Regions from separate parts of the Homo sapiens genome. Here region 1 is linked to region 2. Evidence: chromatin loops called from intact Hi-C (ENCODE). Cell type or tissue: CD4-positive, alpha-beta T cell. All regions are shown on one strand. Links, peaks and the distances in the headings refer to the core of each region. The heading gives the core; the rest is flanking DNA. Region 1 overlaps SPMIP8 (sperm microtubule inner protein 8). Region 2 holds the start of CFAP263 (cilia and flagella associated protein 263).

Region 1 (8,392 bases), core at 1-8,000, 270 kb after region 2:
CTGTTGCGTCACAGGAATCAAGGCCATAGGCCTGGCCAGCTCCCCTTGCCCCAGCCTGCTCCCACACCTTCAGGGGGACCCCAGGCACAGGGAAGCCCCCCAGAGCACACCAGTATGACAAGAGCTTCAAAAAGGCACCTAAAAATAGCTTTCTAGCCCTCTCCCTTTCTTCTTAGGGCTCAAATTCAGGATCTGAAATGGAGGGGGCTTGGGTGTGGGGCTGCAGGCAAGGGGCTGGAGCACATCTCTTGCTCTTGGATCTCAATTCTGGCTGGACCTTGCGGCTTACACCCTGACTCTCAAACCAGGTCACCAGACATTTTTCTCCAACCCCCCACCAGTCCTCCAGGAGTTGGCCGGGGACGGGCAAGGGTAAGATACTGTCATCCTGTGGCCCTGACCCTCTCCCAGGCTGTGCAACACACACAGACAGAGACAATTGCGTGTGTCTCTAAGGGAGCATTAGGTTTATTTCTAGTTAGGCTGAACTCCTGGGGAGATGGCTGGTGCCACCATAAGTCCTCTGTCTGGCCAGGGGACCTGAGGTGGCACCGTCCGGCAGCCTGGGAGTCAGCCTCCTTTCCAGAGATTAATGCCAGGGGGTCAGGTAGTTGACACGACTGTGGAGAGAAGTAGGGGTGAGGTGGGGGTTTCCAGGGTGTCCTAGGGGAAAAATCAGGCTTTTCCCCTCTAGGATCTGAAAACACAGCTTCCAGCCAGCCTCTATGTGGCTCAGGAGACTTCAGTGGCTCCCTGTTTTCTGTATTTTCAGCTGTCCTCCTTAGCTTTCAAGCTAACCTCCCTCCTTTGACTGTGCCTCATCCTTCTCTCCCATTGATACCTAACTATGAACAGCTTCACCCATTTTTCAATCATTTAGTGAACCTACTCTGTTAGGCATCATATGGTAGCAAAACCCAGAAACGTTTCCCCGTGTGGGAGACGGGAAGGCTGGTTTCTGTCAATAATGACAGTGCAATAGTCTGAGTATTGCACTCGATACTCAGGGACACAAAGGTAGTGACCAATGGGAGGGAGTGTGAGCCGGTGGGGAGAGGCAGAGGGTGGGGGAAGACTTCAAGGAGGATGGCACATCTGGGCTGGGCTTTGAAGAGCATGAAGGAGGCCGGGCACTGTAGCTCACGCCTGTAATCCCAATACTTTGGGAGGCTGAGGTGGGTGGATCATAAGGTCAGGAGTTCGAGACCAGCCTGACCATCATGGTGAAACCTCATCTCTACTAAAAATACAAAAATTAGCCAAGCTTGGTCATGCGCACCTGTAATCCCAGCTACTCAGAAAGCTGAGGCAGGAGAATTGCTTGAACCCGGGAGGCGGAGGTTGCAGTGAGCTGAGATCAGGCCATTGCACTCTAGCCTGGGCGACAGAGTGAGACTCCGTCTCAATAATAATAATAATAATAATAATAATGGCACGAAGGAGTTTTCCAGGCAGAGGAGGAAGGGCCATCTAGGCGCTGAAACAGCACAGGCAAAGGTGTGAAGAGTGCTTGGTCTGCTGGGTTTCGGGGGAGTCTAGTCTGGCTGGAGTGTACAAAGTGGGGCCGGGAGGGTGAGAGATGGCTTAGTTATGAAAATGTTTGAGTATCCTGCAACCTCTTGCAAGAGGTGCTTATCTTGGAGATAAGAACTCTTGTTCTTATCTTATCTCTTTACTTGTGGGGCGACCCTGCCGGGAAGACCACTTAGCCCCCTCCCTTAGGGCCTCTCCGCACCCTAAAAGGCAGATTCTCGGCTCTCTCCCTTGTGTTTCTTATTTGTCTGTTTTCTCTCCTTCTAGTTAACATCCTCGCCCTATCCTTTTGGCCTCCTCCAGTCAAACCTGGTGGGATGTGGACCCCCTCCCGCGTCCACCCCCACCCCAGTGGGCTGCACATTTGCCAGGGGCGGATCTCTCCAGAGCGAAGCAGCTCGCGCCCTCCCAGGAGGGCCCCTCCTCCTCGCCAGGCCTCGCTGGGGCAGGGGGGTTTCAGAGTCAGGGAGCCCCGAGGCTGTCCCCAGCAGTCGGATGAGAACGTGGTTGGCTGTGGGGCGGGACAGGACCGTTCCCCTACCTGTAGCTGGAGCCGAAGCTTCGGAAAGTGTTCCTGGGAAAGAACGGGGCGGGTGAGCACGAGATGGGAAGGGGCGACCCTCTCTGGGCGCCTCACTCGACCTCGGGAGCCACCCCCTCTCCCCGCCATCCCTCCTGAAGGGTTCCAGGGCGCCTTCACCCAATGCGAACGCCTCCACTCCGCAAGGGTGGAGTTGTCAGGGAGGGCAAGGTGCTCCGTTTAGTAGGAATTACACATGTATTCATTTGAAATTGCAATTTGTTTCTGGTGTATTGGAGCCAATTTTTCCCAGTTCTCACGTTTTCAAGGGGCATTGCCTGTGCGCTAGGAAAGCGGCCCAGACCTCATCCTCCCTCCTCCAGATATGGGGTCCCCGGGCGCGTGGCGTCACTTACAGGGAGTCGAAAGGCAGGGGCTTCTGTCCGTAGCGGTCCAGGCTGGGGTTCTGGCTGAGGCAGTACTGAGGCGGGCAGCAGGGATAGGGGCGCGGTGAGTCGGGGGAGCACGGACGCCCTGCCCACGCCCCACACAGGGCTTCCTGCTAGAGACCGTGGTCCTGAAGACTGGGAGGCCCTGCTCTGGGTCTCCTCCCCCCTCAACCCCCGGCTTAAGCCGCTCCCCACCAGGACCCCCGCTCCCCGCTCAGGGACGGGTCTGCGCGCAGCGCTCCCTACCCGCCAGGTCTGGGTCACGTCGGGCTTCAAGTACCGCACCGCGTAGCCGCTGAGACCCTCCGCTGCGAACAGAAAGCCCCTCTCGAGCGCTCATCCGCCCCCCCCCAGGACAAGCCCCGCCTCCTCATCTAAGCCCCGCCCACAATCCAGCCCCGCCCACAATCCAGCCCCACCCACACGTGTACGGAGAACAGGTCCCGCCTCCGCTGCCCCACCAGGGCAAAGCCCCCGGCCCGAAGGCTCCGCCTGGCTCCGCCCCCTCCCCAAGGGCAGTCCTGCCTCCAGATCCGCGCGCACGTCTCGGCTCCACCCACCGCAAGTGCCACAGCTTCATCTCAGCGGCCCCGCCCTGTTTCTGCCTGGCCCGCCGCCTGCGTTCCCGTCCGCAGTCCACGTTCCCTGCTCCAGCCCCGCGGCCCACCTGCCCGGCAGTTCCTTCAGCGGCCCGTAGACTGACCTCGCTTCCTCAGGCAAGGCAGCTTGAACTCCCCGGCCGAGGACACGAAGTGGGACCAGTCCTCGATGGCGCGCGTGAAGCAGGGCCAGTCCACTCGGTTGATGCCTGGCGCGATGGGCGCCAGCTTTCCCTCGTGGTACCTGTTGCGAAGCTTCTGGCCTGTGGCGGTGATGTCCTGACAGGGCCACGGGGGTCAGGCCCGCGCGGCCGTAGCCGCAGGAGCCTAGGGAAGCCATCCCAGTCCATCCCAAAGGCCTCAGTTGACAAGTGGCCCGGTGCATTGGACCGAGGGGGCGCCCGAAGTCGTGAACCCGGATGGGGTGATGTGGGGAGCGGGAGTCCCAAGCAGGCACCTGAGAAGGTGCGCGGGGTGTAGATCCCAGGACCAGAGGTGCTTGGGGCTGGTGCCCCTTAGCAAACCCAAGGGCAGGGCAAAGGACACTCACCAAACACTGCAGGGGTTTGTTGGGGACCCCAAGGAGTGTAAAATGGGCGTTGTCAAATTCATCTGTTGAAACAAGAGAAAGGGAGAAGAGGTGTCTCCTTCACCAGTGGTCAGAGGTCATAGGAGAACTTTGGCCCACACTGTACTTTAAAAATTTTTTGAGGCCGGGCACGATGGCTCACACCTGTAATCCCAGCACTTCAGGAGGCCGAGGCGGGTGGATCACTTAAGGTCAGGAGTTCCAGACCAGACTGGCCAACATGGTGAAAGACCATCTCTACTAAAAATGCAAAAATTAGCCAGGCATGGTGGCGAGCACCTGTAATCCCGGGTACTCGGGAGGCTAAGGCAGAAGGATCACTTGAGTCCAGGAGGTCGAAGCTTCAGTGATCATGCCACTGCACTTCCACCTGGGTGACAGAGCAAGATCGTGTCTCAAAAAAAGAAAAAAAAGGCTGGGCACGGTAGCTCACACTTGTAATCCCAGCACTTTGGGAGGCCAAAGCGGGTGGATCACTTGAGCTCAGGAGTTCGAGACCAGCCTGGGCAACAAGGTGAAACCCTATCTCTACCAAAAATACGAAAAATTAGTTGAGTGTGGTGGCACGCGACTGTAGTCCCAGCTACTAGGGAGGCTAAGGCACGAGGATCACTGGAATCCAGGAGGTGGAGGTTGCAGTGAGCTGAGATTGCGCCACTGCACTCCAGCATGGGCAACAGAGCGAGACTCTCTTAAAAAATTTTTTTTTAATTTGACAACTTAAAAAAAATCTAAGATAAAATAGTATTCACATCTTACCTTTGCAACAGAATAAAACTCCAAAGATTCCAATGTAAAAAGTGAACATGGGCAAATTCTTTTATAATCTTGGGATGGGAAAGGCCTTAATAATTTTAATTAAAAATCCAGAAGCTTTAAAGAAAAGATTGATAAGTTAAATACATAAAAATAAACTTCTACATGGCAAAAACAAATGTCAAAAAACAAATGGAAAAAATATTTCCACTTATTTTACAGATATTAATATTAATTAATATTCCTTAATATTGAAAGAGTGCCTAGAAATCAAGCAAAACAAAAAATGCCAGGTATGGTGGCTCGAGCCTGTAGTCTCAGCTACTCAGGAAGCTGAGGCAGGAGGATTGCTTGAGCCCAGGAGTTTAAGGCTGCAAGTGAGCTGTGATCATGCCACTGCCCTCCAGCCTGGGTGGCATAGCGAGACCTTGTTTTTAATAAATAAATTAACAAGTTGAGGAATTTCTCTATACAAGAACTCCAAGGTGCAGATGGGTATATACAATATGCTACCATTTGCTTTAAAAAAAATTTTTTTTTGAGACAGAGTCTCGCTCTGTCGCCCAGGCTGGAGTACAGTGGCGCGGTCTCGGCTCACTGCAACCTCCGCCACCCAGGTTCAAGCGATTCTCACGCCTCAGCCTCCCGAGTAGCTGGGATTACAGGTGCGTGCTACCATGCCTGGCTAATTTTTGTATTTTTAGTAGAGATGGGGTTTCACCATGTTGGCCAGGCTGGTCTTGAACTCCTGACCTCAAGTGATCTGTCCACCTCAGCCTCCCAAAGTGCTGGGATTACAGGCGTGAGCCACTGCGCCCGGCCTACTGTTTGCTTTAAAATGGTAGACTAAACATAGACTGTTGGAAACAGAGAATATATATTCAGGTCATCACCTTAACCAAATAATCAAACTTAGCATCACAAATAATGTGATAATGAAATTCTGTGCCTCCTGCTGCAGCATTATGGCAAACACGGCATCTGTCGCCTGTGAAAGATTCTGGCCAGCAGTGTTTAACCTGGTGATTCAGATCTCTACACCTAGCTGCTGGTTTACAGAAAATAGATTAACAAGATAAGAAACACCATGAAGAAACAGTGGCTCAAATTCACCATATGGGACTGTCTACAACACAACTGTTAGAGACTTTAAAAAGTCAGTATGATGGTGGGCAATGGAAACTGGGTGGACTGTTTTAGACTAAGACAAAAGACATAACAAGTAACTGAAATACGTAATCCTAGATTGAATTCTTGTTCCAAAAAATCATTTTAAAGCCAGAAAAGACATCTTTGAGGGCAATTGGGGAGATTTTAATATGGTCTGGATATTAGATGTTGTAGAAGTATTGTTAGCTTTCCTAGGTGTGATAATGGTATTGTGTCATGTAGAAGGATGTTTTTGTCATTGGGAGCTGCTTGCTAAAGGGTGTCCAAGAATGTAAGAGAGAGGGCGAGAGAAGCAAAAATATGGCAAAAATCAACTGAAGCAGGAGGAAGGTGGTGGGTACTCATAGTAGTATTCTTTCAACTTTTCTCCATTTGAAAATGTTTATCATGTAAACTAAAAATAAAATCCTGAGGTCTCCGCAATGTATTGACTGAGCGGACCCCCCTCTTGGCTAAGGGGATCCCCCAAAACCTTGAAAAACTGAGTTCCCAGCCATAATGGGACAGGAGGTCAGACATGCTTCATTCCACCCCTGCCTTTTTGCGGTTTAGACACAATAAATGACCAGCATTAATGTTAAACTAGCAATCACAAGGCCAGGTGCGGTGGCTACGCCTGTAATCCCAGTGGTTTTGGAGGCCAATCACTTGAGGTCAGGATTTTGAGACCAGCCTGGCCAACATGGTGAAACCCCATGTCTACTAAAAATACAAAAATCAGCTGGGCGTAGTGGCACACGCCTGTAGTCCCAGCTAGCTACTCAGGAGGCTGAGGCAGGAGAATCACTTGAACCGGGGAGGCGGAAGTTGCAGTGAGCCGAGATAGCGCCACTGCACTCCAGCCTGGGTGACAGAGTGAGACTCTGTCTCAAAAAAAAAAAAAAAAAAAAAAAAAAAAGAGAAAGAGAGAGAGAGAGATTACAAGACTAAGAGAACAGACTCTTTGTGGCAATAAGATACCAAATTATAATAATAATAATAATAATTATTATTATAATAATAATAATTATTATTATTATTGAGACGGAGTGTCACTCTGTTGCCCAGGCTGGAGTGCAATGGCGCGATCTCGGCTCACTGCAACCTCCGCCTCCTGGGTTCAAGCAATTCTCCTGTCTCAGTCTCCCAGTAGCTGGGATTACAAGCACACACTACCACACCTGGCTAATTTTTGTATTTTTAGTAGAGACAGGGTTTTACCATATTGGTCAGGCTGGTTTTGAACTCCTGACCTCAGGCGATCCACTTGCCTTGGCCCCCCAAAGTGCTAGAATTACAGGCGTGAACCGCCACGCCCGGCCAAGATACCAGATTATTAACAGGACCTAAGGCCATGCCAGGCAAGGGTTAAGTCACGCACCCCTACACTTAAAGAATAAACTACAGGCTGGTCGTGGTAGCTCACGCCTGTAATTCCAACACTTCGGGAGGCTGAAGCTGGAGGATCACTTGAGCCCAGAAGTTGGAGACCAGCCCTGGCAACATAGTGTAACCCTGTCTCCACACAAAACAAACAAACAACAACAACAGCAACAAAAATAGCCTGGCATAGTGGTGTGTGCCTGTAGTCCCAGCTACTCAGGAGGCTGAAGTGGCAGGATCACCTGAACCTGGGAGGTCGAGGCTGTAAAGAGCCATGTTTTTGACATTGCACTCTAGCCTGGGTGATGGAGAGAAACTCTGTCTAAAAAAACAAAACAAAACAAAACGAAAAGCAAAACACAAAAATAAATAAGCTATGTTTTAATTGCCATGAGGTTTTTCTTTTTCTCTAGCCCTGGACTTGAGATAAGCAATATTAAAACAATTACAACTCATACAGCTCACAGATGCTGATGAACTGACCCCCTGATCCACCAGCCACAGCTATGCCTTTGATTGCATAAGAGGCTGATTTCAGTAACTTTCTCCAGGTAAGAAGACCACCAACCATGGACTGGTCCTGCCCAGCATACAGAGGCTGCTCACTTGCTGGGCTTCGCGTCCTGAAAAGAACTTTTGACGTATAGGGACTAATTGTAATACATTTAAAGGTTAAGTCTCCACCTCAAAGCGAACATGGGTTGTATGTTACATGCATGTTTGTTCAATATGCCCATGTCAGTACTATCTTCATGAATATTCATAGCTCCTCCTATAAACTATTGAATATGTATGTTTAGCCAACCCTTTGAACATAAAGCTCTTACCCAACCCCTCCTCCTTTGACATGCCTATCTTTGGGCTTAAGCTGGAGGCACACTTTCCAGCCTGTGGGATGGCCACCTGGCAGCTATAACCCCTTGTAAGAAATAAAGTCTCCTTTTCTAAACTTATACATTTATTTTTATTTTTTGAAGATGGAGTCTCGCTCTGTCACCCAGGCTGGAGTGCAGTGGCTCCATCTCGGCTCATCGCAACCTCCGCCTCCCGGGTTCAGGTGATTCTCCTGCCTCAGCCTGGGAGCTGGGATTACAGGCACCCGCCACCCCGCCCGGCTAATTTTTGTATTTTTAGTGAAGATGGGGTTTCACCATGTTGGCCAGGCTGGTCTCGAACTTCTGACCTCACGTGATCTGCCTGCCTTGGCCTCCCAAAGTGCTGAGATTGTGGGTGTGAGCCACCGTACCCTGCCTAAATTTACAAATTTCTGGGTTTTCAGTTAACAGTAATAAAAAGTTGGGGAGCAAAATAACATGTGTTTATATTCCCATTAGTAAACCAGGGAGAGACATCAGAAACTAAGAATGTGGTGGGGGGGTGGTTACCTGTATGCGGGGGCAGTGGGAGTGAGCCT
Region 2 (15,335 bases), core at 7,336-15,335:
CAGGACCATGAAGGAAGAGTAAGAATCAGGCCATTTAAAAGTTGTTTTTAACATGAAAAACCCAGGACAAGCAGCCCACCGATTTCCCCCTCCTTTGATCATCTGATATTTCTGCACTGCAGTGCATGAGTGTATAAGGTTCCCTCCCTGACCTGGCCCACTTTACCAGCCCTGCCAGGTCTATGCCATTTTATATCTGTGGTAGACAACAGCCCAACTTGGGAACTGCTGTTCCTCACTCCCATGCCTCACTCATGCTGTCTGTGCTATCTCCTGGGATTCATCTTCTTCCCCTTCCCAAAACAACACAACTTCCTTAAGCCCCAGTACAACCATTCCTCCAGCTCCAATGCTCCCAACCTGTTTTCCACACCAGAGGGTGATCCCTCTCTCTGCTGAGCCCCTGGAAGCTTTAGCTCTGTGGTCCTTGGTATGTAGCTTCTGTATACAATTACACATATACACCTTTTCTCGTGACACTGCTGCCCACTAGTCTATGAGCTCGCAAGGGCAGGGCCCGTGTCTGTGTTATCTTTGTGTAGCAGCGGCATTAAGGTTAAAGATCATCCATCTACTCCCCATCTCCAGCTTAAAGCCCCTCTTCCTGATGCCCATGCTTGCATGAACCTCCAAGTACCAGGAACTGATGATCTGCAGACAGTTCCACTGGGACCACTCACGGCAGAATTTTTTCTTGCGCTGAACTCAAATCTCCTTCCTTGACACCTCCATCCACAGCCCCAGCTCTGCTCTCCCTTCCTGCTGCAGCCCTGAGCACTTGGAGACAGTGGCTGTGGCCCTCCTGGACCCTCTCTCCTTGGGCACATCAGTCCCAGGCTCTTGGATATGGTTTCTATTCCTGACATCTGGCTTGCTCTCCGATGTGAACTCTAGTTTACCAATTATTTCAAGGGTGGGGCTCACCTTGTGACATGACACTCCAGGTAGGGGCCGCTCAGACAGAGTAGAGAAAGGCTACCCCTTCCTTGGTCTGGGCACTGTGTTTCTATGAACGCAGCCTAGGCCATAGCATCACCACCACCTGAGCTGACTTTATCAGGTACTCTACAGCTAAGCCATCCTGTACCTGAACAGATATTTTGGGGGATCAAAAGTGCAGGGTGTTACATTTGTCCTTCATCACTTCATGCTGTTAAATCTGTCCCAGCTTGGTGAGGTCTTTCTGGATCCCGAGTGACTCAAGCAATAGTCCCCCAACATGTTAATTCTCCTGCCCAGTTTTGTGTCCTTGTCAGTAGCCCCCTTTGATGAGCATGCTACCAGTGCCCAAATTCAAGTTAATAATAAAAATATTGAGCTAGGAAAGGATGGAACCATGTTTGCCTTACTGCCTTTCATCAGGAGCCATTAGGGTCAGCTGATGGCGATGCTAGACACACCAAAGCACATATAACTGTGCCACCAGGCCATATTCCCAGAAAGGGCCAACAAGTATGTCTTGAGGGTCTTTTAAATTCACGCCAACTCTGTCTACAGAAAACCTCTGATTTGCCTGCACAGTCATCATATGAGTTTCCTGTTGCTCCTGTAACAAATCACCACAAACCTCGTGGTTTTAATGCAAATTTATTATCTTACAGTTCTGGAGGTCAGGAGTCTGAAATGGGTTGGGAGGCTCAAATCAGGATCTCAGCAGGGCTGCATTTCTTCCCAAGGCTCTAGGGGAGACTCTGTTTCCTTGTCATTTCCAGCTTCTAGAGGCTGTCTGCAGTCCTTGACTCCTGACCCCTTCTCCCTCTCATGAAAGCTCATCACTCTGATCTCTGCTTCTGTTATCATAGCTTCTCCCACCCTCCTGCTTCCCACTGATAAGGAGGGAGATTATATAGGGCCCACCCAGGTAATTCAAGACCATCTCCCCATCTCAAGATCCTAAATTAATCACATCTGCAAAATCCTTTTTGCCATGTAAGTTAATGTATTCACAGATTCCAGGGTTTAGGATATGGATATTTTGGGGTGGGGGTGGGAACCTTATTCAGCCTACCACAGTAACCTTAAAAAGAAACAGAGAGAGAGAGAAAAAGGACCACATACCTGCCTCAATTGTAAAAGCATTTTTTTCCTCTGAACTTTGAGAGAAACATTTTTCAAACGTAATTTCTCCTTCATATTATCCTAAAACATAAAGGCATATTTTAATGCATTTAATCCATTTCTCTCCTTTTTCCCATTGGTTTGAAAAGTGGATGGTTCTGGGGCTGCAAACCAAACCTTGAGCCCTAACATTCTGTCACTTATTTTAGGTCCTTTTACTTCTACTCAAGCTGGGGCTGGTATGACATTTCATGACCAAGAAGCAGAGGACACTGGTTTTGCACCATGCAAATTTTATATTGCTTTCAAATTCAAGATTATTTGGGTGTATGCTACTGTAGGGGCCTTTCCTGACAAAATGATCTTACGATTTTTTGGTCTTGTATTCCCACGGTAGTTTACATAATTTTTATTACTGTTAACATATTAGGATTAGTAATAACCCTACCTTGTCTCCAGGATCTAAAGCTTGACGTGTTGTAAAAATCTCTGGAAATGAAGGTTACCCCCCAAATTCTCCTTTTTTCTCATAACAGCCCAAGGTCCATCTCCTGATAACAAAGGATCTCAAAGAGCTTGAGATTCACCCAGTAATCCCAGCACTTTGGGAGGCCAAGGTGGGTGGACTGTTGGAGCCCAAGAGTTCAAGACCAGCCTGGGCAACACAGTGAGACCTCATCTCTATAACAATTTTTTTAAAGGTTTTTTTAAAATTTTGAAAAAGAGATTTACCTGTCCTACTCCACAGTCACCTCTCTAGATAGGCTGGACCAGACCAGTCTCATACCTTTCTCAAGAAAATATATCAGATCTTGAAACAAATAACAAAACAAAAAACAGAGATCAATCTGAGGTACTGTTAGTATACCTCCTGCCTGGCTGGTGTTAGCCTTGATAAACACGCATTTATTTATTTATTTATTTATTTATTTATTTATTTATTTATTTATTTTTTCTGAGACGGAGTCTTGCTCTGCTGCCCAGGCTGGAGTGCAGTGGCATGATCTTGGCTCACCGCAATCTCCGCCTCCCAGGCTCAAGCGATTCTCCTGCCTCAGCCTCCCGAGCAGCTGGGATTACAGGCACAAACACCTCGCCCAGCTAATTTTTGTATTTTTAGTAGAGATGGGGTTTCACCATGTTGGCCAGGCTGGTCCTCCAGCTCAGATGATCCACCCGCCTCAGCCTCCCAAAGTGCTGGGATTACAGGCATGAGCCACTGCACCTAGCCATAAACATACATTTTAAAACATGCATATACACATACACTTTCAGGGATGCAAAGAAAATCCGCATATGTGGGCAACATTTATGGTGGACCAAAGGGAGCTAGGCTGCTTCACATGGATGATTTCCATAACATCCCTGTAAGAATGTTTTTTCCCTTTCTAAGCTCTGTCTGCCAACTTACCCTCCGGCGGTTCATGTCCTCAATGTATTTCATCACTTTCTGAGTGGCCAAAATACTCCCTTTCTTCTTGGATATGGCTTTTAGAATATCTTTTTCAAACTCATGCACTTCTCTCGAAACTTCACTCCATCGAATTTCAGCCTCCTCAATGATCGCCTGGGGGAGTCAGCACAAAGAGAGAAGAACGTTTCCAGCAATCTTCAAGGATGTGTCTTCTAAGAAAACCTAAGTTCCCAGGCCTCTTTGTGTCCCAAAATATTATGTTTCTTCTTAGTCTTAGGAACATATCCTTAAGATACAAACTTGACTATATCAATGTTATTAGTTAAAAGCATTCTTCAAAAAAATAGAATCCATAAAAAGAGAGCAAACAAAAACAGGTGTCAGGTATCTATCTTTTTTTTTTTTTTTTTTTTGAGACAGAGTCTCGCTCTATTGCCCAGGCTGGAGTGCAGTGATACAATCTCACCTCATTGCAACCTCCGCCTCCTCGGTTCGAGCAATTCTCCTGCCTCAGCCTCCTGAGTAGCTGGGACTACAGGCACCTGCCACCACGCCTGGCTAATTTGTGTATTTTTAGTAGAGAAGGGGTTTCACCAAGTTGGCCCAGCTGGTCTTGAACTCCTGACCTCAGGTGATCCGCCCACCTCGGCCTCCCAAAGTGCTGGGACTACAGGCATGAGCCACCGCGCCTGGCCAAGCTATCTATCTAAATATGTATTTCCATATTTGAAATTATTTATCCATTAAAAATATCTGGAAGGATATACATCAAAACATGAATGACAGTTACATCTAGAGAGATGGATTAGTGGGGAAATAAATAGGCACTCTTATTATATTTCTGTTATTAAAAAAAAAAAAAGACTTTATATTTCCAAGCCTGAGTATTGGGGGGAAAAATGGAAAAAAAAATAAAGAAGATATTATAAAGTCAGGTATGGTGCCTGTAGTCCCAGCTGCTCAGGAGGCTGAGGCAAGAGGATTGTTGGAGGCCAGAAGTTCGAGGCTGTAGTGTGCTATGATTGCGACCGCGAATAGCCACTGCACTCCAGCCTGAGCAACGCAGTGAGGCCCCATCTCTTAAAAATAAAAAAAAAGATGTTATAAAATGAAAATATGTATTGACGTAAAGAGATGTTGTTAAGTGAAAAATACAGTTTACAAAATAACATGATACTATTTTTGGAAGAAATTCATATATGCAGGCTGGGCGCGGTGGCTCACGCCTGTAATCCCAGCACTTTGGGAGGCCGAGGCGGGCGGATCACGAGGTCAGGAGATCGAGACCATCCCGGCTAAAACGGTGAAACCCCGTCTCTACTAAAAATACAAAAAATTAGCCGGGCGTAGTGGCGGGCGCCTGTAGTCCCAGCTACTTGGGAGGCTGAGGCAGGAGAATGGCGTGAACCCGGGAGGCAGAGCTTGCAGTGAGCCGAGATCCCGCCACTGCACTCCAGCCTGGGCGACAGAGCGAGACTCCGTCTCAAAAAAAAAAAAAAAAAAAAAGAAATTCATATATGCATAGAAAATTATCTAAACTGTAGGAGGTAAATGGAAAGTCAACAGAAATTACCTCTGAGTGGTAAATTGTGAATGTTTTCAAATGTTCTTTTAGCTTAACTGTATTTTTCAACATTCTACAACATAGATTGCCTTGAAATAAGAACACACACACACACATATTACTATAAAAAATAAAATGGAATGGTATCTCTAGCCAGACTGCAAATCATCCTAGTTCAGACTTTTTTTCTGAACACCAAGAGGCAAAAGCATTTTCACTGGCCGGCCTCAGGCTCCAGCCCCATCATCTCCACATGGTAGAACATCAACCCACCTGAAATGCTACTTTCAACACATTGCTCTCCTACTCAAGTATCCTCAGTGGGGTCCAGCTTTCTAAGACATCAAAGATAAACTCCTTGGCATGGCTGTCAAGAAATCATTGCCTTACTCAACCTGACTTCCTAAAGCAGCCTCCAAAGTAGCGTCTTCTCTAATCACACCGGCCTCCTCAATGTCATGCTTGTGCCCACCTCCACTGCCTTGCCCATGTCATTCTCCTTACCTGGGGTGCCCTTCTTTCCCTGTGCTTTAAACAGATGCCATCATTCTTCAAGATCATGCCAAGTCTCTTTTAAGCCCTACCTCCTCAACAAATTCTTTTTGACCACTCTAGCCCATACTGATCTCTGATCTCTGCACTTGATGCTCACATTGCACAACCTAGCGGGTCAGGATAATGCTACCACATCCCAAGCTCCTTTAACTTGCTAGAATTCAACAATGCATGTTTAGAAAGAGAGAGAGGAGGGGTGGGAGAGCAGGATCAGTTGATGTGATACAGACGGTTGCATCAATGGGAGACATGAGTCTACTGACTGGTCCCTCTTGAGACGAGTGTGATTCTGCGAATGCCCACATTTAGAAACAGAAAAATAGAAAACTTTAGAAATAGAACAGAAGTATCTACTTTTCATACAACATGGCTCTCAAATGCAAGCCAACAACGTCATCCTGTGGGCAACCGAATTAACAGTGATGTTTCTTCTCTGGAGGAAACTGACTGTATTGGACTCACTAAGAGACACTACTATATTGTTCTGTAACAGGGCACAAACCATGGGCACGTGTGCCGTATAGAAATGCTGACCTAGGGGCCGGGCGCGATGGCTCACGCCTGTAATCCCAGCACTTTGGGAGGCTGAGGCGAGTGGATCACAAGGTCAGGAGATCGAGACCATCCTGGCTAACATGGTGAAACCCCGTCTCTACTAAAAATACAAAAAAAATTAGCTGGGTGTGGTGGCGGCAGGAGCCTGTAGTCCCAGCTACTCGGGAGGCTGAGGCAGGAGAATGGTGTGAACCTGGGAGGCGGAGCTGGGATCGCACCACTGCACTCCAGCCTGGGCAACTGAGCAAGACTCCATCCCAAAAAAAAAAAAAAAGAAAGAAATGCTGACCTAGGGACTTTTTACTCAATTCACTGACTGTGATGGTTAATATTAGGTGTCAACTTGACTGGATTCAGGGATGCCTAGATGGCTGGTAAAGTATTGTTTCTGGGTGTGACTGTGAGGGTGTTGCCAGAAGAGAATGATATTTGAGTCAGTGGACTGGGCGGGGGGAAGATCCACCCTCAGTGTGGGTGGGCACCATCCAATTGGCTGCCAGAGCAGCTAGAGCAAAGCAGGTGGAAGAAGCTTGTGTACTGAGTCTTCTGGCTCTCCCTCTTCTTCCCATGCCCGACAATTGCTTCTGCTCCTCCTGCCCTCGGACATCAGACTCCAGGTTCTTTGCCTTTAGACCCTCGGACTTGTACCAGCAGCTTCCTGGGGGCTCTAGGGCCTTCGGCCACGGACCGAAGGCTGCACCATTGGCTTCCCTGGTTTTGAAGCTTTCAGACTTGGACTGAGCCACTACCGGCTTCTCTCTTTTCACAGCCTGCAGACAGCCGATCGATTGCGTGGGACTTTGCCTTGTAATCACGTGAGCCAATTCTCCCTAATTAACTCCCTTTCATATATACATGTATACTCTTGGTTCTGTCCCTCTCAAGAACCCTAATATACTGACTTAAACCTCAAACCCCTTGTATTATGAAGAAATTATTGTAGGCCCGGCGCAGTGGCTCATGCCTGTAATCCCAGCACTTTGGGAGGCCGAGGCAGGCGGATCATGAGGTCAGGAGATCGAGACCATTGGCTAATACGGTGAAAACCTCGTGTCTACTAAAAATACAAAAAAAATTAGCCGGGTGTGGTGGCGGGCGCCTGCAGTACCAGCTACTAGGGAGGCTGAGGCAGGAGAATGGTGTGAACCCGGGAGGCGGAGCTTGCAGTGAGCTGAGATCACGCCACTGCACTCCAGCCTGGGTAACAGAGCGAGACTCCACCTCAAAAAAAAAAAAAGAAATTACTGTAAAATTTTAAGAGCATTTAGGGTTATCATGGTTATATCTTCTAAAAGAATTCATATATTAAAGATATATACTGAAATATGTACAGAGATTCACTAGGATTCACTTCCTAGTAACCCAGCCAGATGAAGGGAAAGTTGATCAACCAAAAGAGGCCATATGTTGATGATCATTCCACCCAGGTGTTGAATACATAGGGGTTTGTTGTGCTAGCCTCTCTACATTCGTGTATTTTTGAAATTTCCCATTAAAAAAATGTTCAAAAATGTGTTGTCCCCACAAGCAGGTGGTAAGTTCCTTGAAGATAGGCCCTGGATTCGCTTCATCCTACCTGTGTTTCTTCCAAAGCCCCAACAATCACATGAACCCACTCTAGATACCTCTCAGTGGGGTAGAGGTGGGGAGCCTGGGCAGGACAGGCTGCGCTGGCAGGAAGGTGTACCTCGTGATGCTGCAGGTCGCGTTCCGCATTTGCCCTTGTGTGTCGTAAGTCATCCTTCATGTCCGCAACCTCTTTTTGTACCAGCTCAAGTTTTTGGTCGGCAGTCAGGCCTACCCCACGGTCCATACCTGTCCGGGATTTGGATCTACGCCTGCCTCGAAACTGCAACCCAAGAGAAACAAAGCCATTGTCAAAGAGGAATTGGTAATGAACCAGCCCAAGATAGGCATCAGAATGATCCTCTGACCTGCTAGAAGTTCCCCAGAGTGACAGCCAGGGAGAACAAATTCATGGTAAAAGGATGCTGGATATTAGGCCTGAGCTGACATTTATTTCTCAAGTCATCCTAAGCCCCTGCACTAAATACTTCAAAGGCCTATGTTTGACAATGAAGTGAAAATAAATAAGGGTAAACGTCTTGAAGGTGGAAAGGCTGTGAACCTGCTATAGACTAGCATTCAAGTCAAAGACAGGGGAAAGCTCAGAGGTACTTCCTGAGCTGAACACAGGAAAGAAACTGCATCCGTGGGGGACTGTGTTCAGCAAAACAGACAAACAAACATCTTGGACTTTCTATGCATTTAAGGCAAAGGTCAGAAGCGGGTGGTCCAGGGTACATATGGGTTTGCTTGGCCCTCAAAGGATAAGCCTATACAGATAACCCCTTTGAGACAAGGGCCTGTGCTAGGCCCACTTTCCTCATTTAGGTGGCTGGCTGGGCCTTGTAAACAGTTGAGTCCCTCAATTTAAATGAATTCTTTTTTTTTTTTAATTTTTTTGAGACAGAGTCTTGCTCTGTTGCCCAGGCTGGAGTGTAGCAGTGTGATCATAGCTCACTGCAGCCTCAAACTCCTGGGCTCAAGCAATCCTCCCACCTCAGCCTCCCAAGTAGCTAAAACTACAGGTGCATATCACCACATCTGGCTAATTTAAGAATTTTCTTTTGTAAAGATGGGGTCTTGCAATATTGCCCAGGAAGGTCTCGAACTCCTGGTCTCATGTGATCCTCCCACCTTAGCCTCCCAAAGCACTGGGACAGGCCTAAGCCACTGCACCTAGCCAAAGGGAATTCTTTCAAGTAAACTAAGATATGCTGGGAGAGTCAATCCACTATTAACTGAACCCAGTTTCTTTCACAGTCACTTGAAAGAGAAACCCTAGAGGGCAAAGAAAAATCAAAAGTAAAACAGGGAGAAGGTCCCATGGTCAATTGGCCACAGAGGGCGCACCAAAGGCAGATAAACAAATACCACTTGCATTTAAGGTGACAAACAATAAAAGAATGATCTAGATCTCCATTGTGTACCTGTGCATAATCTGCTGCTGATATTTTAATTTCTGATAATCGTGGAGGTCGCTGATCCCTGGGCTCCAGTTTAGCGTAATATTTCTCAAACATCTCAGTCTCAGTTTTGAGAGCAGAGTTTACATAGCTGCAAGACAGGGTACCTGAGTAAGTTCTAGTAATAAGAGTTTAAACCTCAAATAACTAGTGTTTAATAACTAGTAGACCTGCAAAACCCGTTAGCCCCTTGGTGCCTTAGTTTCCTCACCTATAAAATGGGTATTAAGAATAGCACTTAACTTTTAGGGTTCCAATAAGGAAGACAAAGCCTCTGGCACAGTGCCTGACACATAGTAAGTGCTATATATTTGATATTTTTATTAATATGTTTAATGAGCCACAAAATTCAGAACACTAGTATTACATTGAAAATTCTCATAGGTTTCATCTTCAAGTATCATTGAACCCATGTGGGAGATTATTTCTGAATTACTATATATTATATATATACATATATATATTTTATTTGTTTAAGAGACAGGGTCTTACTCTGTTGCACTCACTGTAACCTGGAACTCCTGGGATCAAGCAATCCTCCTGCCTCAGCCTCCCAAGTAGCTAGGACTGCAGGTGCACAATGCCATGCCTGGCTAATTTATAATTTTTTTTGTAGAGGTGGTATCTTGCTATGTTGTCAAGGCTGGCCATGAACTCCTGGCCTAAAGTGATCCTCCCACCTTGGTTTCCCAAAGTGCTGAGATTATAGGCAATAATAGCCACTGTGCCCAACCTGAATTACTATATTCTTGAAGTTAAACACACCCACAATCTTCAGATGTTTCCTTTGGTTTGTTTTTCAGTTCTTTTATTTTCAGTACCCAATAGATGAAAAGTATCAACCAGAAGTTTATCATAAACTCTGGAAAACTTTGAACAGAGGAAGAGATAACATACCTAGTTTATCCTGTATATGCCAAGGTTATAACCTTTTTAACTTCTTAACTTCTCATACGTGTGTATGTGTGTGTGTGTTACACACACATATGTATGTATATGTATATGAGAGAGAGAACAGCTTTGATGTTTTCATGTGTTATTAATCTATTAGGTTGGTACAAAAGTAATTGCAGTTTTTGCTATTACTTTTAATAATTCCTGTTTGGCTGAATTTTAAGACTAGTGGGGCCAGGTGTGGTGGCTCACACCTGTAATCCCAGCACTTTGGGAAGCCGAGGCAGGTGGATCACCTGAGGTCAGGAGTTCGAGACCAGCCTGATCAACATTGTGAAACCCCATCTCTACTAAAAGTACAAGAATTAGCTGGGTGTGGTGGCAGGTGCCTGTAATCCCAGCTATTCAGGGGTCTGAGGCAGGAGAATCACTTGAACCTGGGAAGCAGAGGTTGCAGTGAGCCGAGATCATGCCATTGTACTTCAGCCTGGGCGACAGAGCGAGTGAGATTCCGTATCAAAAACAAAACAAAACAAAACAAACTAGTGGAAAAAGCTGAATGGAAAACACAATCTATCAAAGTAGCTTGCTTTTTCAGCATAGAGCATGCTCCAGGTGTATGTAGTCTGTGGAGTCACACCTGAGTTTGAATCCCAGCACTACCACTGACTGTGTGAACTTAGGGAAGTGACTTCACCTCTGCGTCTTTGTTTCCTTACCCACTTCCTAGGGTTGCAGTGTCATCATATAAGATCATATATGTAAATGCATGGTACATAGAAACACTCAAAAATGAGAGCTGTTAGTAATAATACCTCAGTTCTGACCTAAAGTATTTGTAGATGTATAGAAGTAACATCTATTCAGCTGCTAGAGCTAGGATATTCTGTGCAAGACCAGTAAGTTGTACAACTAATCTTAACTACATCATGGAATCTTTATATCCAATTTACTTGCTATAGTAGAATATATAAAGCAGACTGCAAAATAAAATAAAACAAAATAAACGCAGACTATCGGGCCATTCTTTACTGTCCATCTCCATGCTTATATCCAGGTTCAGGCACACATTGCCTCATACTAAAACCATCTCAATAGCTTGCTTTCTATTCTGCTGCCGTGTTAGTTTTATCATATAATTTTTTTTTTTTTTTTTTTTGAGACTTAGTCCCTCTCTGTTGCCCAGGCTGGGGTGCAGTGGCACAATCTCGGCTCACTGCAACCTCCGCCTCCCAAGTTCAAGTGATTCTCCTGCCTCAGCCTCCAGAGTAGATGGGATTACAGGCACGCGCCACCACGCCTGGCTAATTTTTGTATCTTTAGTAGATACGGGGTTTCACCATGTTGGCCAGGCTGGTCTCGAACTCCTGACCTCAAGCGATCCGTCCGCCTCGGCCTCCTAAAGTGCTGAGATTACAGGCGTGAGCCACCGCGCCCAGCCTTATCATAGAATCTTAGCATCAGAAAAGGGCTTAGAAGTCACCTGGTCCAAATTGCTGCTGTAGAATTGTGGATCGGCTAAGCACACCGTCTGGCATGAGAGAGACTCCTCCGGCTGAAACCCTCACTTCCCCAATTACCCTCTGGGCTTCTCACCACCGGCCCCATCCCCTCGCCCTACCACCCCGTTCTAGCTCCACCAACAGCTTGTTGGCTCAGTGGTGGTGGAGTAAGGAGTAAAGAGGAAAAGTCTCCCCAGTGCTCAGTGAGGGCTTGGATCTTCTCCATGCTGGTCCCCAAGTCCGAGGCCGCCCGGAGAGGAGGGCCTAGGAGGAAGAGGGGCGGCCCCCAGGCGCGGGCGGCGGTACCTGAGCTCCTCCACCAGCCCGCACAGCTGGATAACAGGCAGCTCCAGCTCCGACCCTTCATGGGAGTCGGAGAGGACGCTCTCGGACTCATCATCAGTCATCACTCTGCCGAAGCGGCCCCTGCCAATGCCGTGTGCCCAGGAGCTCCGGGTGCCGGCGGCCACGCGTCACTCCGGCTGCGACGCGGTGGCGCGTTGCCCGGGCGACCGGACGCGAGGAAAGGGGTGGGGCTTCCGGTGGCCCCTCCCCGCGCTGCCCCGCCTGTCTCCGTGCGGACCCAGCCAGGTTGCTGGCTTTGAGCGCACACCTAAGCGCGTTCAGTTTCACTTCTTTAACAATAACTCTTAAATTGATAGTAATAATAGCAGCTGCTGTTTCTCAGCCCTTACTGTGTCCTTGGCAGCGTGTTAAGCATAGTTTATGAAAACCTTCGCCACAACCTTGTAATGGTATCTATCAATCTCTCCATTCTCCCAATAAGGAAACTGGGGCCTAGAAAATTAACACGATTTATCATAGTGTCCTTCTTCCCCTGTCCCACTGGGAGGCCCCTGCTCTGTTCACCACCTGGTGCTTCCTACATGCTAACAGCAGCTCCTCTCAGATATTAACATCCTGCATTTCTGGAAGGAAAAAAACGTGGCTGATAAAAATGGGTATACATTCAAGAGACATCCCTAAATAGTTACTGAATATCTACTGTGTCCTTAGTATCCTAGGGGGAATGTCTGGAAAAGACCATTCTGATCTTCAAGGAGCTTCCAATTAAATGAGTGAAACAGCCTCTAAACAAGCCGCTGGAACCTGGGGTGATGACAGCAACATCATGCGTCACACTGTGCATCGTAGTCATCTCCTTAAATCCTCAAAACAATCTGGTACAGTTGGTATTATTGCCGTCATCTTACAGATCAGAAAACCAAGGAATGGAGTAGCTTAGGTTCCATTCCACTCAAGAATGGAATCAAGCTCCGGTGGAACCCAAAGTCCATGCTGTTAACTTCTACGCTGATGTGGGACATGGTAAGGATCAGGGAGGCAACACAGGAGCTCTCTCTCTGCTCCCCATGGGGATGAAAGAGGACAGAGGGCAGGACGGGGAGACTTCTCCTAGGGAGGGTGAACTCTGGATGTGCTTAGAAAGCAAGCTGTGATGAAGTGCTTGGGGAGCGGGTCAGCCCCCTTCCCCTGCAAGGGGCATGCATTAGCATTGACAGGCACTCCCTGGATCTGAGGGAGGGTTTTTGTTTTGCTGCTCAGGGTGCACAAGGTTGGGGCCAGAATAGAATCACTGGAGATGACAGCAGAGAGCTGGAGCCCTACCACCTTCTCTCTGGTGGTAGGCCTCTTTAGGTTCTAGGGACAATGCAGACCACATTTAGCAATACTTAATATGTCCATATACAAGGTGACACAAATGGATGCTATCCCCAGGTGACATAAATAGATGCCAGCTCCAAGTGAACCCAGAGCAAGAATGGGCTCTGTAGCAATTCGAGGCTATGATGCAAACAGCCCTGCCAACTGGGCTGTGTGATACAACAGACTCTATGGCATTGGGGGTGTCAGTGGTGAAAAAAGATGCAGCAGGAATCTTAAAGCAAGACCCAGCAGGAGAATCACAATAAAGGACCCAGGATTCTGAAACAAGACCATACAATCCACAGCAGAGAATTACGTGTCTTTTGAGAAATAACTCCTGGCCTGTTACTATACCCTGGTAGAGACAGAACGCTGGATATATGGGGTACCAAGTGACCATGCATCCAGTCCTGCCCTCTACCAGCTGAGTTATTAAGCAGGACAGGCCCAGCCTCAGTCCATTGCAAATGGAAATGGTTAATCCAGCATTGGGCTCCAGCAGGACCAGAAAGCATGAGTAAGCTGCATGAGCAGGTAGCCCAGACCAACATGGCACCCACCACATTTGCACCAGGATCCCTCCCCCAGCTCAAATTTATCACTATATTTGCAGGGGCTTGGGGAGTTCATGACCACCTGGAAGAGAAGGCAAAGGCTTGAGCTCAGTTTACAGATGGGCTGGCTTGGAAGCCAAAAATGGACAGTGGCTGCATTACAACCACTTCACGAAAGGTAGTGAAAGACAGTAGAGAGGGAAAGCTTCCCAACTGGCAGAGTTGTGAGTGGTGGTGTGGCTGGTCATCTATTTTGTGTGGAGAGAGAAATGGCCCCAGGGGACACATCTAATTGGAAACTCTGTTCTTTTTTTTTTTTGGAAGGGAGAGTTTATTTTTACTTTTTTGAGACAGGATCACACTCTGCTGCCCAGGCTGGAGTGCGGTGCAGTGGCACGATCATAGATCAATGCAGCCTTGAATTCCTGGGCTCAATCAATCTTCCTACCTCACCTTCCAGAGTTGCTGGGACTACAGATGCATGCCACCATGCCTGGCTAATTTTTTTTTTTCTTTCTCTCTCTGTTTTTTGTTTTGTTTTGTTTTTTGTTTTTTGTTTTTCTGTAGAAATGGGGGTCTCGCTATGTTGCCCATGTTAGTCTGGAACTCTACCCTTCAGCGCTCCTCCTGCCTTAGCCTCTCAAAGTGTTGGGATCACAGGCATTAGCCACTGTACCTGGCCTAATTGGCATCATGGACTCAAAGACTCCCGATCAGGCTGGCTGGAACTTTGTTAGCGCCGTGCTTTGATCTGGGATGCCTGCTCCCTGGCCCTCACTCCGTCCTCTCCCAGATGTCATCACAGTGGGAGGCTGTCCTTGTCTACTCCAGCTTCCTCTCCTTTGTCCATCACAGACGATTTCCCCAAGAAAGAGATCTCTTCATGTCTAATTTTATCTTGGTTTGGAGGACTCAAACCAACACAAAGAATAAATTTCAATCTTAAAGATATTATTCTAATTTGGTAACATATTACATGTATGAACTAAAGTTTGCATTTGCCAAACAAAAATATTGTTTGGATCACCTTGCTGGTCAAGCTGCTTTACATGTTTTAAAAATTGTGGTTAAAAAATACATAACATGGCCGGGCGCAGTGGCTCACACCTCTAAATCCTAGCACGTTGGGAGGCTGAGGCAGGTGAAAAGAAAAAGAAAAAAATAATAACATAAAATTTACCATCTTTTTTTTTTAGATGGATTCTCACTCTTGTCGCCCAGGCTGGAGGGCAATGGTGTGATCTCAGCTCACTGCAACCTCCACCTCCTGGGTTCAAGCGATTCTCCTGCCCGAGCCTCCCGAGTAGTTGGGATTACAGGCACCTGCCACCATGCCTGAGTAATTTTTTGTATTTTTAGTAGAGACGGGGTTTCACCATGTTGGTCAGGCTGTTCTCAAACTCTTGACCTCGTGATCCACCCGCCTTGGCCTCCCAAAGTGCTGGGATTAGAGGTGTGAGCCACCGCACCCGGCCTGTAAAATTTACCATCTTAACCACTTCTTTTTTTTTTTTTTGAGATGGAGTCTCGCTCTGTCGCCCC

What was found. A loop is a pair of places that touch in the nucleus more often than their neighbours do. Peaks named below come from ENCODE experiments on the same cell type or tissue, not always from the same donor. Only the 100,000 strongest peaks of a DNase experiment are listed, where the experiment ranks them.
Region 1: a loop joins it to region 2, with 5 times the contacts of the local background. A loop is called at or near these places in 2 of 110 quality-filtered maps.

The regions. Positions count from the first base shown.
Region 1 is chr16:57,979,624-57,988,015 of GRCh38, reverse strand. It overlaps SPMIP8 (sperm microtubule inner protein 8), which reads right to left. Exons shown (of 8, transcript NM_199456.3): 3 at 3,652-3,713; 4 at 3,206-3,380; 5 at 2,749-2,810; 6 at 2,470-2,534; 7 at 2,075-2,107; 8 at 1-620. The coding sequence ends at 590. Among named protein-coding and RNA genes, the nearest start is that of SPMIP8, 7.3 kb to the right of the region's middle. RefSeq lists an enhancer at 2,657-2,806. In CD4-positive, alpha-beta T cell, for the core only: no CTCF peak of the experiment used is centred there; a DNase peak (open chromatin) is centred at 3,005; H3K4me3 peaks cover 1,698 bases; H3K27ac peaks cover 1,072 bases.
Region 2 is chr16:58,246,658-58,261,992 of GRCh38, reverse strand. It overlaps CFAP263 (cilia and flagella associated protein 263), which reads right to left and starts at 12,057. Exons shown (of 9, transcript NM_014157.4): 1 at 11,878-12,057; 2 at 9,140-9,266; 3 at 7,834-7,995; 4 at 3,470-3,625; 5 at 2,059-2,139. The coding sequence starts at 11,978. It overlaps LOC105371293 (a long non-coding RNA gene), which reads left to right and starts at 12,134. Exons shown (of 4, transcript XR_933630.2): 1 at 12,134-12,326; 2 at 12,589-12,900. RefSeq lists silencers at 3,971-4,120, 11,747-12,226. In CD4-positive, alpha-beta T cell, for the core only: no CTCF peak of the experiment used is centred there; a DNase peak (open chromatin) is centred at 12,072; H3K4me3 peaks cover 1,054 bases.